Linked DNA regions of Homo sapiens: region 2 is linked to region 1. The links are chromatin loops, found by intact Hi-C in ENCODE. Cell type or tissue: heart left ventricle. All regions are shown on one strand. Each heading gives the region's core, and the rest is flanking DNA. Links, peaks and the distances in the headings are about the cores only. Region 1 holds the start of C3orf20 (chromosome 3 open reading frame 20). Region 2 has its middle 30 kb from the start of LINC02011.

Region 1 (5,384 bases), core at 1-5,000:
TGTACTTTGACAGTGCCTTTCTCTCCCAGAGGGAGAAATAACTTTAGGAACTGAATTGTACCTTTGTCCTGTCCTTTCCCTAGGAGGCACAGACTTCGGGTTGGATTTGTCAGCAAGGAGGAAAGTTATGGAAACTTTGGCCACTTGGCTGTTCATTTTATTCTAAGTGGGATAGGGACATACCTACCTGGATTTACATGTGAGCTGCGATAGAATAGAAGTATTTATTCTGTAAAATTAGACACTGAGATGTGCTTATAACCCTGTTTCATATCTACTCCCACGACTTACTCATATTTAAGGGTTCTTTTCCATTCCTTTTGCAAATCCGAGCATGCAGGTGTCTTTATTCCAAGGGTTCAGCTTCCAGATCAGCCGATGGACCATAGGTCACGAGGAATTTCTCCCTGTCAAGCAGTGGAAAACTGCATGGGAGGCAAAATGCTCTGTTCTCCAAGAGGACCCGGAAGTAATCACATAGGAAATGATAAGGAAGACCAGGAGGAGCTCTTCGTAGTCCAGAAAGGTAGAAGTGGGAGTTGTTTACTTAATTTTACTGTCATACCATGCTATTACCTACACTCCTGTGTGCAGTGGGCATTCAGTAAATGTGTGTTGAAGGACTGGGACGTACGTGGAGGCTGCTGGACCTGGTCAGAGACTGATGTGCCTTAGCGGCAATGGTTAGAGCTTTTCAGTGCATCCCACCTCCCTGTCGCCCCCATGCTCGGCTTCCTCACATTCAGGAGCCTGACTTGGATCAGACTTGGGGCTGCACAGTGGAGCAGGTGGGTTCCCGTGTCATTAGTAATAAGGAGAGGGTTGGGGGTGGGCAGGGCTCCAGAAAGTCAGCAGTGTGCCTGGGCACCCACCCCATCCTCTACCTGCCACACCTCAGAGGGTTCCTACAGCTGCACACAAGCAGTTGAGAGTTGATGACCAGGCCCATAGGGCTCCCACAGCTGGTTCCCAGGCCAGTGAGTGCTGTGAGAATACAGTAGCACAAGTCCTTGTTCTCTGAAGAGTGGGAAGGAGAGGAGTGAGTGAAGTAGCCTGTCCCCTGCAGGTCCTCTGCGATGGCATTGTCTCGGTTCCCGCAGTGCTGCAGTGTGGAAGGGAGTGCCCCATCCTCATTACAGATGACACACTGGAGTGTGGAGGGGTCGATGACTTGTGCAGGGTCATATGGTACCTAAGGGGCAGATCTCAGACTTAAACACAATTGATGTCTAACCCCTAGACAGTCTTTTTAGTGCCCTCTGCTCTCAGTCTTGTTGCCCTAGTATCAAGCAATCTTAGACAAACATCCTGAATTCTTACAAACTTACCTCTAAACTCTGAGGATAAAGTTGCCAGTCCTTTTAATGGTCAGCCTAATCATTCTGTCAGCCTAATCGGGTAATTGCTTTTTTTAATAAATACACATAAAAACCAACTAACCCAGCTGCCTTTTTTGCAGAAATTGACAAGCTAATCTTAAAATTCACATGGAAATGCAAGGAACCCAGAATAGTCAAAACAATCTAGAGAAAAAACAAAGAGGACTCACACTTCCTGATTTCAAGATTGACCACAAAGCTACGATAATCTACACAGTGTGGTAGTGGCATAAGAATAGACACATAGATCAGTGGAATAGAGGCGAGAGTCCAGAAATAAAACATATATCCGTGGTCAATTGATTTTTGACAGTGGTGCCAGGACCATCCAGTGGGGAAAGAGCAGTCTTTTCAACAAATGGTTCTGGGACAAGTGAATATTCCATGCAAAAGAATGGGTTTGGACTTCTGCCTCACACCACATACAAAAAATCAACTCACGATGAATCAAAGACCTAAATGTAAGAGCTAAAACTACAAAACCTACTGAAACAGCTTGTAGGATAAAGAGGGAGGAGACAAAAAGAAAAATTGGAATACTAAAAAGAAAAATAGAATTATTAGACATGCTAGAATCATAGGAAAAATAGAAAAAAGAAAGGGTAGAAAGAAAACAGCTGGGCACGGTGGCTCACGCCTGTAATCCCAGCACTTTGGGAGGCCAAGGCGGGCGGATCACGAGGTCAGGAGATCGAGACCATCCTGGCTAACACGGTGAAACCCTGTCTCTACTAAAAATACAAAAAATTAGCCAGGCGTGGTGGCAGGTGCCTGTGGTCCCAGCTACTCAGGAGGCTGAGGCAGGAGAATGGCATGAACCCAGGAGGCGGAGCTTGCAGTAAGCCAAGATCGCGCCACTGCACTCTAGCCTGGGCAACAAGAGCAAGGCTGTGTCTCAAAAAAAAAAAAAAAAACAATGAATAGACAAAGAAAGATGGAAAGAGGATGTGTGTGTAACCCAGAGCAGAAGGACTTGAGGCTGACTGTGGAGTAGAAAGGAGAAGGGAGACAGAGACAAGGCAGGCAGCAGGAAGAGCTGTAGGTGTGGGAGCCAGCATCACAAAGGGTCCATCCCAGGTGACCACATCCATGCCTGCAGCACCCGGGTGGACGGCGAAGCAGTTATGCTCGTTGGCTCATGGTCACTGTTATCTGAAGATAACTGTGAGTCACATTTTCTCTGGGATTTCAAAAACTAAATAAACCTATTTATAATCCCCTCTTAACAGTATAATTTAGTTCAGTGTTTTGTGAGCCCTTTTCTGTTTCAGATCCAGTTCTTTGAGTATTGACACACCATCACAGTCTTACTGTGACACGGGCCTGTCTTGTACCAGTGTATCCAGCAGATGGCATTAGAATTCTTAAATGTCAGCTCCATACTCTTAAAACAGCACACTCCAACAGAAATAAAAAATAAATCTGTGGCGCATGCCTGTAATCCCAGCTACTTGGGAGGCTGAGGCAGGAGAATCGCTGGAGCCTGGGAGGTGGAGGTTGCCGTGAGCTGAGATTGCGCCATTGCACTTCAGCCTGGGCAACGAGTGAAACTCCGTCTCAAAATTAAAAAAAAAAAAATAAGCCCAGAGTGTCATTTTCAATTTTCTAGCAACCATATTTAAAAAGTGAAATTATAACATATTTTATTTAACTCAGCATATCCAAAATATTTCAATATGTACTCAATATATGCAAATTATTAGTGAGATCTAAAATTATTCTTCACACTAAGAATTCAAAACTCACTGTGTATCTGGTTATAGCATAATTTGGATGCTAACGTTTCATCAGGAATACTTGATCTGTATTTAGATTTTGTAAAATATGCAGTTGAAAAACACAAATTCATATCCAAGTTGTTCCAAAGATAGTTAAACATAGTAAAGTTTTTCAGTAACTGAATTGAACATCAAGTTTGAAAAAATAAAACCCAGTTCCTTAGTCATGCTAACCTTATTTCAGGTGCTCAAAGGGCCCATGCATCTAGTGCTGCTGTCCTGGACAGAGCGGCTCTAAGTGATCTGCTTTTACACGCTTTATGGTCCGACTATACATAATCCTCCCATTAGTAACTAAAGTATTGGCCAATAAATTTTTCCCAGGCATACATTAAACATTCACAATACTCTGTGGCCATGTTTAACTTGGGAGCAAGTAGTGGCAAAACCTCCTATACAAAAACGTGACCACACCTCATTCATGCCTTTGTAGAGCTAAGCAAAATGCTTTAGATCAAAAATTGCCTTGAATTATTTACGTTCATTGTAATCTCTCCTCTAGGCCTTTGTGTGTTTTGATAGAGTTCGTTTGAATTGGCTCAATAAATCATTTTATTTGCTGCAGAATTCCCAAAGAACATTCAGATCCATATACATGAGATTCCTGCTGCGTTTAGCCATACATTTGCCAGACTTGTGATGTCGTTTATTCCCTGTGAAAGCTCAAGTGCAGCCCACAGGGAGGTTTTCAGCTGACCTTGTTGTGACATGCAGATGAGGTAGTAGAGTTTAGAATTTGGAACGGGGATGGGTACTGGTCTTTACAGTTAACACAACCTGGAGTAGCCCATGCCATACTGTGTCCTTTTAAGTCAGTAAATTGAACTAAGTCGGTTATTCGGCAAGCAGTTCCTATAAAAAACTACATGGCTAAGGTGAGTGATGATCACTGAAAGGAATTCATTGACCCACTGAAAAAATGAGAGTAGATGAAACTACTGCAGTCATCCTGCCTGCCCCTGTTAGCTGGCTGAGTGAGGTGTTTTGCCCCGGTGGGCTGTGGACATTATCTTCATGTTTAAAGTGTGTGTACTGGGGGCGAGAGGCCAGGAATGATATGATGGGTGTAGGTCATTGTCTAGGAAAACTAGAAAATCCAAATGTTCAAAGGAAGTAAGGTGTTGTAGTGAAAAGCTGTCACCTGGCCTATCGATGTTCTGTTATGGTGTTTCTTAGTAAATCCCAGGCTGCATCTATATAGTCACTCATAGTAAGTGTGTGTTTGTCCAGTGGTAGGAGTGGCCAGAAATATTGCATCTGTTCCACCCTCAATTGAAACAGCTTCTTTCTCCACTGTATTTCTTTTGTTTTTGTTATTTATTTATTTATTTATTTATTTTTGGAGATGGAGTCCCGCTCTGCTGCCTAGGCTGGAGTGCAGTGGCTCACTGCAACCTCCACTCCCCGGGTTCAAGTGATTCTCCTGCCTCAGCCTCCCGAGTAGCTGGGATTACAGGCATGCACCACCACGTCCAGCTAATTTTTGTATTTTTAGTAGAAATGGGGTTTCACCCATGTTGGCCAGGCTGGTCTCGAGCTCCTGACCTCAGATGATCTATCTGCCTCATCCTCCCAAAGTGCTGGGATGACGGGTGTGAGCCACTGCACCCGGCCCTCCACTACATTTCTAATTGCCACATTCTCCCTAAGTCTGAAAGCTCACATGCTTAGTAACAGTTTGGCCAGGTTTTAAGCATTTTCTGTGGGGTGTACTGCATTCCTTCCCCCTCCCCCCCGCCTTTTTTTTTTTGGTCATTATTCCCTGCGGTTGAACAGAGCACCTCCCCGCACCCCACCCCACACCAGCCTCTCCATGCACAGCCATAGTTGTTCACGGTTTTTGAAAATCAAAAAATACAAGAGTGGACCTTGCTCCCAGCCCAGGTCTCCCAGGTTGCAAGTGAGTCTGGTAACTGTGCCACTGTCTTTGCTGGGAACCCAGGTTTTATTGCTTTTCCAAAAATAATCACCTTTTCCTTAAAAAGAAAAGGCTTTGTATCTCTGTGTCCAACTTATGATCTGCACAGGTTTCCATGGAATGTGTAATCAGTGTATACACACCATTTGGTTCTTCTTTCTTTAACATTTCTAAAACCGAGCTTCCTAGTTATTTTTAATTGTTGCCTAATAGTTCATCAGCTTAATGTACATCATTATTTCACTATAGGGAATGAAGTGGCTATAAGCATCTTTTAGTATGGTTTAACAAACATCGATCTTTATACAG
Region 2 (5,384 bases), core at 159-5,158, 110 kb after region 1:
CAGGTATAAAATTGGTCTTAATGGCACCCACCATAAGACCAAAATAGAATGTATAACTTTTTGACTGCTCGGGAATACTCTGTTTGTCCAAGGGAAACAAGTGAAGAGGAAAAAAAAAAAAAGTAAAAAAGTAATACCAAAAACAAGTCTCAATATAAGGTTAGTATAATAAATGTAAATGGGTTAAACTTGCCAATCAAAAAATAGAGACTTTCATATACAAAAACTTGTACATGAATGTTCACTGAAGCATTATTCACAATAGCCATAAAGGGGAAACAACTCAAATGTCCATCAGTTGATGAATAGATGAATAAATTATGGTATATCCGTAAAGTAGAATGTTACTCAGCAGTAAAAAGAATACAATTTTGATTCATTTTACAACATGGGTGAACCTTGAAAATATTATGCTAAGTCAAAGAAAACAGTCACAAAAGACCACATATTATATGATTCTATTTACATGAAATATACAGAATAGGCAAATTTATAAAATCAGAAACTAGAGTAGTAGTTGCCTAGGACTGGAGGGCAGGAGAAACAGGGAGTGATTTTTAATGGATATAGAATTTCTTTTGGAATTGTGAAAATATTCTAAAATTAGTGGTGATGGTTGCACAACTTTGTAAATATACTAAAAATCACTGAATTTTACATTTTAAATGGGTGAACTGTGTGGTATGTGAATTATATCTCAATAAAGCTGTTAAAATGTTTAAAATGTAGGGATTCTCAGATTAGGTTTAAAAATACAAGATCTGACTCTATGTTGTCTACTTGAGACAGTCAAAATAGAAAGACACATAAATATTGAAGATAAAGGACTAGAAATATATACCAGGCAAATATGAACCTAAAAAGCTAGGATAGCAATCCTAATATCTGACAAAATATAATTTAAACCAAAAATATAGAGGATAGAGAAAGATGTTATATAGGGGTAAGAGAAACAATAGAACAAGAATGAAAATGCACCAGGATGTATGCAGTTTCAAAATACATCAAGAAAAAAAAAAACATAAAACCAACTTAAAATGAATTTTCTTATTTTTTTTTTTAAGAGACGGGGTCTTACTATATCACCCAGGCTGGTCTTGAACTCCCGGGCTTAGGTTATCCTCCCACCTCAGCCTCCTGAGTAGGTAGGACTATAGGCACACACCACTGCATCCAGCTAATGAAGTGAATATTTAAAAATACCATTCCCAGAAATTAATAAAGCAGACAAAAAATAAGCAGAGATATCAAAGTTCTGTATAATGCTATCAGTGAGCTTGACTGCGTGTATGTGAATCTACCTAAAATATAGAGAACCCACATTCTTTTTTGACGCCTGTGGAACTTTGTAAAAGATATACCATATATTAGATCATAAAGGAAGCCTCATTCAATCCAGAGGAATTTACAGATTATATTATCCAAGTAGGATGCAATGAAGTTAGAGACAAATAACAAAAATGTCTTAACACTCTAGGTCTTTGGTTAAAATTGAAATCCTAAAGGAAATTCAGAAATATTTAGAATTGAATGATAATGAAAATGCTACAATGTCAGAATTTGTGGCACACAGCTAAAACAGTATTTGGAAGAAAATGTAGAGCTTTAAGTACATTTATTATTATTACTTGGCTATTTTTTTAGCCAAAAAAGGCTAAAAATAAGAAAGACATGCAGACGTTAATGAAATGGTGAAGATGACCAAACCCTAAAACTAGTCCTTTAAATGAATTAATAAGTGGACCCCCAGAAAGATATATAACAGCTTGGGAAAAAAAGAGAAATAAAGATCTTTTTAAAAATATTATTATGAACAATCAGACAACAATAAATGTGAAAACCTAGATGAAACCTGGGGCAAAGCCTGCCGTGTATTCCCAAATGATTTCCCTTCCTTCTGGGCACACAGCCCTGTTACACTTCCCATTCTCCCATGGATTCATCTGCAGCCAGGTGCCTAAGTTCTGGCTAATGAAATGTGGGTGGCAGTTAAGTTCACCACCTCCAGGCCCAGCCTGTAAAAGCTAACCCCGCAGCGCCCCCATGCTGTCCGCAGGGAAGAATGCTGGATACAGAAGCGCCAGTGGAGGACTCTGAGCTCTTAATGCTCCCACAAGATGGGAGAGTTCTGGCTCTCAGAGCCCTTCCCCAGCCCACGACGGACAATGTCAAGAGCGGGAAATAAACTTCATTGTGTTAAGCCACTGATATTTTTGGGTTTGATTGGTATATCAATTACCTCCCTAATGTAAAATGGATATGTTTCTTAAAAAAACACCAGTATTGTTGCAAAAAGAAATCAAAAACTGGAAAAAACCTGGAATTGTAAATAAATGGAAACGGCAGTCAGTCTTATGCGTGTGCACGTGCACACACGCACATCCCAAAACCCAGGTCCATATGGTTTTACAGGTGAGTTTAAAATAGCTCATGTGGCTCACGCCTGTAATCCCAGCACTTTGGGAGGCCGAGGCAGGTGGATCACTTGAGCTCAGGAGTTCAAGACCAGCCTGGCCAACATGGTGAAACCCTGTCTCTGCAAAATATACAGAAATTAACTGGGCATGGTAGCCTGTAGTCCCAACTACTCCAGAGGCTGAGCAGAGAGGATGGCTTGAGCCTGGGAGGCAGAGGTTGCAGTGAGCTGAGATCACACCACTGCACTCCAGCCTGGAAGACAGAGCCAGACCATGTTTCAAAAAAAAAACAAAAAACTGTTTATGTGTGTGTTTTATAAGCTGTTCCTAAAAATAGCAAATTTTATTTTATAAAGCTCTATGTAAGTTTTGTCAAAGTACAATGTAAATATAGAAAAGTAAACAGTGTTTAAGCTCCATCTGAATGAATTTGTCAAGGTAAACATACCCCTATGATATAGTTTGGATATTTGTCCCTGCCTAAATCTTATGTTGAATTGTAATCCCCAGTGTTGGAGGTGGGGACTGGTGGGAGGTGTTTGGGTCATGGTGGGGGATCCCTCATAGCTTAATCTTGTTCTCAAGACAGTGAGTTCTCGTGAGATCTGGTTTTTGTAAAGCATGGTACCTCCCCACCCACTCTCTCTTGCTCCTGCTTTCACCATGCAAAGTGCCTGGTCCCCCTTCGCCTTCTGCCATGAATAAGAGCTTCCTGAGGCCTCCCCAGAAACTGAGCAGATGCTGGCCCCATGCTTGTACAGCCTGTAGAAACATGAGCCAATTAAACCTCTTTCCTTCATAAATTACCCAGTCTCAGGTATTTCTTTATAGCAGTGCAAGAATAGACGAACACAGCACATGACTAGAATCCAGAGCAAATCATCACCTGCCTCCGCCATAGGTTAGTTTTGCCTGTTTTTACATTTTATTCAAATGGCATCACATACTGTGCACTCTTTTGTGTCTGGGTTCTTTTATATTCATTATGTTTATGAAATCCATCCTTGTTGTATGTGATTGAAGTTCATTCAATCGCATTGGTTTATAGAATTTCACTGTACAGTTATACCACAATATATTTTTCCATTCTACTGTAGATGGGCAATTGGGTGGTTTCTGAGCCTAGTGTACCTCAAAATCAGATAAGGTCAATACAAAGAAGAGAAGATGAAAATCTCATTGCTTATTTCACTGATGAATGTAGGTACAAACATTCTAAATAAAAGATTAGCTAACTGAATCCGATGGTATATTTATTTTTTTAAATAATACATTATGTCAGGTAAGGTTTATCCTAGCAATGCCAAGACAGTTCAATGTCAGAAAATAAATCAATATAATTCGCTATATTAATAGACTAAATAAGAAAAATCAAATTCTATCTCGACTGGTGAATAAAATTTATTAGGTAAAGCCTAGCAAGCTGGAAATAGAAGGTCACTTTCTTAACCTAGTGAAGTTTATATAAGAAAAACCCACAACAAATATTTTTCTTAATGGAGACACTTTATTTTATTATATTATTATTATTTATTTTTTTTTTTGAGATGGAGTTTCACTCTTGTTGCCCAGGCTGGAGTGCAATGGAGCAGTCTTGGCTCACCGCAACCTCTGCCTCCCGGGTTCAAGCAATTCTCCTGCCTCAGCCTCCCAAGTAGTTAGGATTACAGGCGCCTGCCACCATGCCCGACTAATTTTTGTATTTTTAGTAGTGACAAGGTTTCATCATGTTGGCCGGACTGGTCTCGAACTCCTCACCTCAGGTGATCCACCCGCCTCGGCCTCCCAAAGTGCTAGGATTACAGGCATGAGCTGCCGTGCCCAGCAATGGAAACACTTTAAATGTTTTAATCTTCCCTGTAAAAAGACAAGGATACTACTTCAACACCACTGTCCAAAATATATTAGAGCTCTTCAACACTCTACAGAAAGAAATTGAAACAGGTACAAGGATGTAAGAGCAAAAGATAAAATTGTCAGTATTGAAGATAATTTAATCATCTACCTAGAAAAACCAACAGAGTCAATAGACAAACTGTTAGAACTGACATAGATTCAGCAAGATGCCAGATGCAAGTGCAACCTATAAAGCTGGTTTCTCATAGTGAAAAGCAGCAGGCCAGGCTGCAGGCACAGCAACACAAGGTCTCAAAACACACAGATGATGGATAAAAAACAGTGGCATTAGGTGCCAGGAATGGACTGAGGCAGGAAAAAGACAGTGTGCCTGAGAGGATGGGGCCCCTCTGCAGAGGGCCTGGGATGTCCTCCTAGGCCACAAAGATCCAGAATAGATACGTGGCTGCAGGTTGCTGAAACCCCCAACACCCCCACCCAGAACCCTCAAATATTTACCCCTTCAATAAATATTAACAACACCTCTTTCTCCCTGCACTGCCCCCCACTCTGGCCTTGAGGCTATGGGCAAGCAACTTTGGTCTCTGGACTGCCACTTCCTTATCTATAAAATGGGATGATCCCAATAAGCAACTTCCCAGGGATATTGGGTGGGTTAAATATGATAATACAGAGAAAGGATTTAGCTCATGCTTACTAAACATAAGTGAGAATAACTATTAATAAAATGATTAAGGCGCTCCCCCTGCCTTCCGTAATGCCAGCCTGCACTCCAGCAGGGCCCACCCCACTGCGGGCTGCTTCCAGTCTGCAGCTCCCTCAAGGGTTAAGTGGCTTGGCTGCGGGCCAAGGAGCAGGAGCAGGAGCAGGAATAAAGCATCAGCCCCAGCAGCAGCATCTCCCTATCTGTGAGCAATCTCCTCTGGCCCCCAGCTCAGGCCTTGGGAAATAAAAGCCCAGCCAGCTCCTGCCAGCTGCATCATAATGACTTTCCCCTTCCAGGAAGGAGATTGGGTGGGCCTTCCCCTCCTGCCTCTTTCTCCCTTCCCTAGGTTTAGGGGCTGCTGGGGACACGTGAACTGCCCCGAAGCTGTCAGCTCACATATGAGA

What was found. Hi-C counts contacts between places; a loop is a spot of excess contacts. Peaks named below come from ENCODE experiments on the same cell type or tissue, not always from the same donor. Only the 100,000 strongest peaks of a DNase experiment are listed, where the experiment ranks them.
Region 2: a loop joins it to region 1, with 17 times the contacts of the local background. A loop is called at or near these places in 62 of 110 quality-filtered maps.

The regions. Positions count from the first base shown.
Region 1 is chr3:14,671,221-14,676,604 of GRCh38, forward strand. It overlaps CCDC174 (coiled-coil domain containing 174), which reads left to right. Exons shown (of 11, transcript NM_016474.5): 11 at 1-1,435. C3orf20 (chromosome 3 open reading frame 20) reads left to right here and starts at 3,921. Exons shown (of 17, transcript NM_032137.5): 1 at 3,921-4,032. RefSeq lists enhancers at 1-963, 898-1,107, 2,433-2,482. In heart left ventricle, for the core only: a CTCF peak has its summit at 2,713 (motif pointing right); no DNase peak of the experiment used is centred there.
Region 2 is chr3:14,779,069-14,784,452 of GRCh38, forward strand. No RefSeq gene overlaps it. Among named protein-coding and RNA genes, the nearest start is that of LINC02011, 30 kb to the right of the region's middle. In heart left ventricle, for the core only: a CTCF peak has its summit at 2,052; a DNase peak (open chromatin) is centred at 2,040.